2 separate regions of the Homo sapiens genome follow, and region 2 is linked to region 1. The links are chromatin contacts, found by Hi-C or POLR2A ChIA-PET in ENCODE. All regions are on one chromosome and are shown on one strand. Each heading gives the region's core, a stretch centred on a gene start or an enhancer-like site at or near the end of the contact. The rest is flanking DNA. Distances are from core to core; before and after follow the strand shown.

Region 1 (2,700 bases), core at 108-2,607:
CCCCCGGATTCACGCCATTCTCCTGCCTCAGCCTCCCGAGCAGCTGGGACTACAGGCGCCGGCCACCTCGCCCGGCTAATTTTTTGTATTTTTAGGAGAGACGGAGTTTCACTGTGTTAGCCAGGATGGTCTCGATCTCCTGACCTCGTGATCCGCCCCCCTCGGCCTCCCAAAGTGCTGGGATTGCAGGCGTGAGCCACCGCGCCCGACCTGGATTACATTTTATGTGAGGTGCAAAGACCTACTGAAACTTCGTCTCCTATTGAAACTTGACCTAGACTACTGGGCTGACTCAGCATAAGGAAGTTACAGAACAGTTGATGATCGGCGTAAAGTTAAAGGGGTGAAGTTCTGTTGAAATCCTTCCCGTTTAATCACCGCAAAAACTGAAAGAACTTTACTTGCGACACTAAAACCACGCGTCTTGTGCACCCTCTACTGGTTTAACCACAAAGTACTAGTTTATTTACGAATTACTGCTGTTTGAACTGATAAGTCTATGAAAACAGGTTTTCATTTTTCCAAAAATTGCACCAAAATAAAGCAAAAGCTCTAGTTGATGCGGGTGTGTTGTTCAGGCGTTAGCAGTACTGCCCTCACTATGCGCTCATTGGACAGTAGCGCAACCCCAAGAAAAGGATGGTTATAATAGAAAGTCCCTGGGCTGCAAGCAGGAAGCGCCAATACCTGGTAGGGTTGTGGTAATTAATTCGTGAGCCTCGCCCTAGTCGGTCTGGTAGCTAGCTTACCTCCAGCCTCCACAGCTTTCGACGACACCCCAATTCTTTGTTTTCTGAGGCTCCCGAAGGGTCGCAAAAGCGGCGGCTCGGTTTTACCCAGAAGACCGCGCGTCGGCCGCTCGAAAATTTGCATACGCTTTTCTCGCCGGGGCGGGGCTGGCGGGGGCGGGACCGCGGCGCGCTCTTGAACTCCACCCGCAGCTAACCCGGGTTTGGCTACGCTGTATTGCCTTTTATTTCGTTTCTCCTCACCGAGTATTTTCCATTATAGCTGTACATAGCTCTTTTTGTGGAAGATCATCCTTCTTCGTGCTAATCTCTTTGGTCCTCCAGTCGGCATGCGTCTGGACTCTCGGACTGCGTCTGGGCCGGAAATGTCTAGGCCTCCCCGGAGCGGGTGGGCGGGAGCGCTGCCCCGCAGGCCGGCTGCTAACAGGCTCCCGGTGTTTCCCGCTGCAGGTGGTTCTGCTGGGCATGGACATCCTGTCCGCCCTGGTGACCCGGCTGCAGGATCGGTTCAAGGCGCAGATCGGCACAGGTGAGCTGCGGCACTTGTGGAGCGGACCCGGCCCCTTCAGACCCCCAGCCTTCCCTCGGCCTCCCCGGCTCCCAAACCCTCCCGGCAGCCACCCTGCCTCCCCTCCAGCCCCCTCTCCCTCCCTTCCGCTCCTCCCAAACAGCCAGTCCCCGCCCTCCCCCGCAGCCCCCCTAAGCACTCGCAGCCTGGGTCGGCCGCCCCGCTGCCTTCCCTTCCAGCTGGACTCCCCTGGCCTCTGGGCCTGCGGGCGCCCTTACCCTCCCCCATACCTTTGTACTGGCTTCACTGTGTTCTCACACGGAACTTAGTAATACGTGTTCTAATATGAAATATTAGTGCCATTTTTATTTCTTATGCTAAATTAGCTGTCACTCTTTAGTGCCAACCAAGTCATATTTTACCCTGACCCCGGTCCCCTTTAATGAGAGGCAGTTTTCCTTGAGAAATCCTATAAAACCAAGCCAGTTGTATTTTTCTCCAGATGATTATGGTTGGCATGACTATTTTCACCTTGATTGTAAATGTCATTACAAATGTATAGTAAATGTTCACTCTTATTTTGAAGGGAAAACAGTATGTCAGCAAAATGAAACAAAACCCACAGATTTCATAGATTTAAATACCTCTAAATTCCTGACCTCCGGTGTTTCATGGGGGTAGTATAAACACTAAGCATCTCTATGCAACCATTTCCTTATGGAATTTCTCTGTTTTACGTTGGTACACATGTATTCTTTACTGTTAACTTTCCGACCAATATGCTCCTTCTGAAAAGGTCATGAGCACCGACTGTTTACAAATTTAAAAAAAGCTTTTACTTTTAGACATTTGATATTTTAATAGTGTTCCATTTTCCTCCTAAATTAGCTGAATTATTCAGGGATATCTCATGTAATAGAGGTTTACAAACTCTTAAAATAAGCTGATCTCTGGTCTACAGGTGCACTTGGACCACTGGTGGGAGGGTCCACCCTGGGTATGTCGGGGAAGATGGAGAGCTGGGCTCTGTCTCATGTGTGTATGGGCGTGATGTAAAACTAAAAATACACAATAGTGATGAAACTTAAGATTTATTCATAAGTGCCCACTCCTTCCACCCCCAAACACATATACTGGAGCCCCTCTCCTTGTGTTTTACCTAAATTTTCCTTTCTGTTGACTCTTCCTCTCAAGGTCTTCCATTTTTATCAGCTTACAAATACGTTGGGAACTGGCTGGAGGAACGTGGGGTAAGGAGGAAGACAAATAGTGTATCTGTCCATGCAAAGGATTTTGCAGACTCTTTTGGTGACTTTCATGGACTTCAGCAAGGAGAGTAGAGCTGTGAGCAAAGATGAGTGGTTTTAGAATGAGATACATCATTTAGGTCAGGGGTTTGTCTTCCCACATAATTGAGATAGGAATACTTGGTGACCACAGACC
Region 2 (2,723 bases), core at 31-2,530, 6.2 Mb before region 1:
CTTTCATGTTATAAGGCACCATATTTATGATTTTGTTAACTGAAGAAAAAACCCGAGATAAACCATCTTAAGTACTTTTAAAAGTCCAGTGGCTGAATTCGGTGTTTAATCTGATACCCTTCTGGATTCGCTGACACTGGAGAGAATAATTTCCAAGTCTTAGTATAGCCAAAACAAAAAACTACCGTCGCTAAGCTACATCTACCACTGGATTTTAAAATGACAAAACAGCCTGAGAAAAATCACAAGAGCAGCTAACTCGAAGAAAAATCCTTTTTCTTTACTCAGCCGAACCTAAGACCACAGTTACTTCGAAAGCAACTTCTAATAACCGTCTCACATCCTGTCACCAGTTCAATGACAAAATCTCAGTTTTCAGAGCGTGTGCCAAGTCCAGCACAAAAAGCTGACATCGAGGAGCTCCCAACGCTGCTGTCGCCTCCGCTGGCAGCAGCCGCTCCCGGATTAGACTCGCAGGCTGTTAGGGCAGGGCCTTCGCCACGGGCTTCCGCACAGCGGCGTGCAGTCCTCAGCTCGGCCGGCGCGGTCTCCGACGGCGCTGGCTCCGCGTACTTCCCCAGCGGCGAGGGCGCGAGGTCCTCACACGGGCAGCACCTTGGCGAGGCCGGCGCCGCGGCCCAGGCGACCCAGTGCGAGGCGCAGCGCGGTGCCGCCGCCCCAGGGCAGCAGCCCAACCAGCGCGGCCAGCAGCGCGGCCACCTGCGCGCCCGCGCCCAGCACCGTGAGCAGCGTGCTGCGAAGGCCCAGCGCGGCGAACAGCGTGGCGCCCAGCGCTGCCATGTAGAGCAGCGCGGGCCGGGACGGCGCTTCTTCGCAGCGCAGCAGGCGTCCGCACGCCGCGCCGCCCCGCAGCAGCGCGCTTCCCGCCAACGCCAGCGCCGAGCCCAGTGACCAGAGCAGCGCGAACTTGCGCGCGCGCAGCAGCAACACCGGTGCGTAGAGCGCGGCTAGGCCGAAACACAGTGCAGCCAGCAGCAGGCACCCGCCGCCCGCCGCCAGCCGCTGCCCGCGCGTCACGCTCGGGAGGCACGTCAGGCCGGCCGCTGCCGACTCCGCAGGGCTCCGCGCCCACGTCCAGCGCAAGCCCGCGCGGCCCAGCCACTCCTCCGCCGGCCGGTCCCCGGGCTCCTCCGCCTTCTCCGCGGCGAGCAGCGGCTCCGCGGCCGCCGGGCCGCCAGCTTTCCCCTGCGCCAGGTACTCCTGCAGCTGGCGGTGGAGGTCCGCCATCTTGGACAAGGCGGTGGCAGAAAGGAAAAGCTGCGGCTCACTTCCGGCCCTCCGCTGAAGCGGTTCGGTCTTCGGGCGGCAATTGGTCGGCGACGGCGAAAGGGGCAGGGCCTGCGGCGCTCGCGGAAGTGCCGCGGTGCCTGCTCTGCGGACTTTTGTGGTGTCCCCAAGTACCGTGGTCGCAGGTGCTGCCTGTCCGCTTGCAGTCGCCCTCCCAGCGCCTGACCCTCTTCCTTGTTCGGAGTAGGCGCCCTTGCGGTCTGGCTAAGTCCTGCCAGCATTAATAGTTGGAAGGCAGGGGTGGGTGTGGTTCTAAAGGGGCACAAGAAGTGACCCTTTTGCTGACGGAAATGTCTTATGGCCTCACTGCGTCTACCGTGGCGGTGATATTGTGCTAGTTTTGCAACATGGAGGAATGGGTAAAGGGTACACAGAATCTCTCTTGTTTCTTACAACTGAACACAAACAGTGATCTCAAAATAAAAATTTAATTTTTAAAAAAGTTCAGACCTGTGTAACTCAGGTGGGTTTTTTGGGGAAAGTTGCGTTCTGATTAGTTACCTCACTTGTAGTAATAGTGACCATCCTGATCATTTACCATGGGGTTGATAAAGGAAGGGTTGACACCCAGCACCCTCAACCTGCTTCTCTATTCTGTTCTCAGTTTCGGCCACAGGCCTGGCAACATCCTTGACTCCTTCGCGCCCCTTGTCCAAGACTCGGTGCTGCTGTCCCATGTGTTTGGTGTCACTCTCGTGCTCTGGACAGCGCCACGCCCAGGTGTCCTGACTCATCGTCACATCACTGTGACAAGCTGGCTCGCACGCAGGTCAATCCTGATCTGTTCCCAGGCCGCACCCACGTGCCCTGCTGTTTCTCAGAGCCTCCTAGAGGGTGTTTGCTTGTGGTTCCTCTCACAGGTCAGATTCCTCCAGATTCTTCCAGCTGCCTCCACAGCTCCCCTCACCACCTTGGCTTCCCCTGGGTGGCCCTGTGTCCTTTGTCCTCTGCCCTAGGTGGATGTAAGGTTAACGGCTTCCTGCTGTTTGGCTTCTCAGCCTTTCCATCCCCTGTGTGTAACTAATCTCCCCCATTAAGTTCCTTTTAATGCTTTCTGTTTTCTTGGTTGGATCCTGGCAGATGCAATTCTTTTTCAAAATATATTCTGATTTGTTATCTCACTTGATAATAATAGTGACCAGCCTGATCACTTAGCATGGGCTAAACCATTAGGATGGCTACAATCAAAACAAAAAAACAAAAACACACCAGAAAGTTACAAGTGCTGTCAAGGATGTGGAGAAACTAGAAGCCTTGTGCACCGTTGGTGGGAATGTAAAATGCTATATCCGCTGTGGAAAACAGTATGGAAGTTACTATAAAAAAAAAATATATATATATATATATACACACACACACACACAGACACATATAAACGTATATACACACATATTTGTATACAGTTATGTGTGTAT

Evidence for each region. A loop is a pair of places that touch in the nucleus more often than their neighbours do. ChIA-PET counts read pairs that join two places held with the same protein, here RNA polymerase II (POLR2A). Pooled maps may share reads with other maps.
Region 2: a loop to region 1 is called in a pooled map, with 17 times the contacts of the local background. The contact joins the promoter of SFT2D3 here to the promoter of CLASP1-AS1 in region 1. A Hi-C loop is called at or near these places in 1 of 168 maps with a recorded cell type or tissue (vagina) and 6 of 50 pooled maps. POLR2A ChIA-PET finds 5 or more read pairs at or near these places in 1 of 52 experiments (WTC11).

The regions. Positions count from the first base shown.
Region 1 is chr2:121,528,825-121,531,524 of GRCh38, reverse strand. CLASP1-AS1 (CLASP1 antisense RNA 1) reads right to left here and starts at 1,357. Exons shown (of 2, transcript XR_001739683.2): 1 at 750-1,357. It overlaps CLASP1 (cytoplasmic linker associated protein 1), which reads left to right. Exons shown (of 41, transcript NM_001395891.1): 3 at 1,200-1,278. RNU4ATAC (RNA, U4atac small nuclear) reads right to left here and starts at 645; the gene lies at 516-645. RefSeq lists an enhancer at 968-1,097 and a silencer at 1,288-1,487.
Region 2 is chr2:127,700,054-127,702,776 of GRCh38, reverse strand. It overlaps SFT2D3 (SFT2 domain containing 3), which reads right to left and starts at 1,280. Exons shown (of 1, transcript NM_032740.4): 1 at 1-1,280. The coding sequence starts at 1,248. The coding sequence ends at 601. WDR33 (WD repeat domain 33) reads left to right here. Exons shown (of 22, transcript NM_018383.5): 22 at 1-1,750. RefSeq lists a silencer at 522-1,201 and enhancers at 1,521-2,042, 1,962-2,331, 2,043-2,564, 1,559-2,723.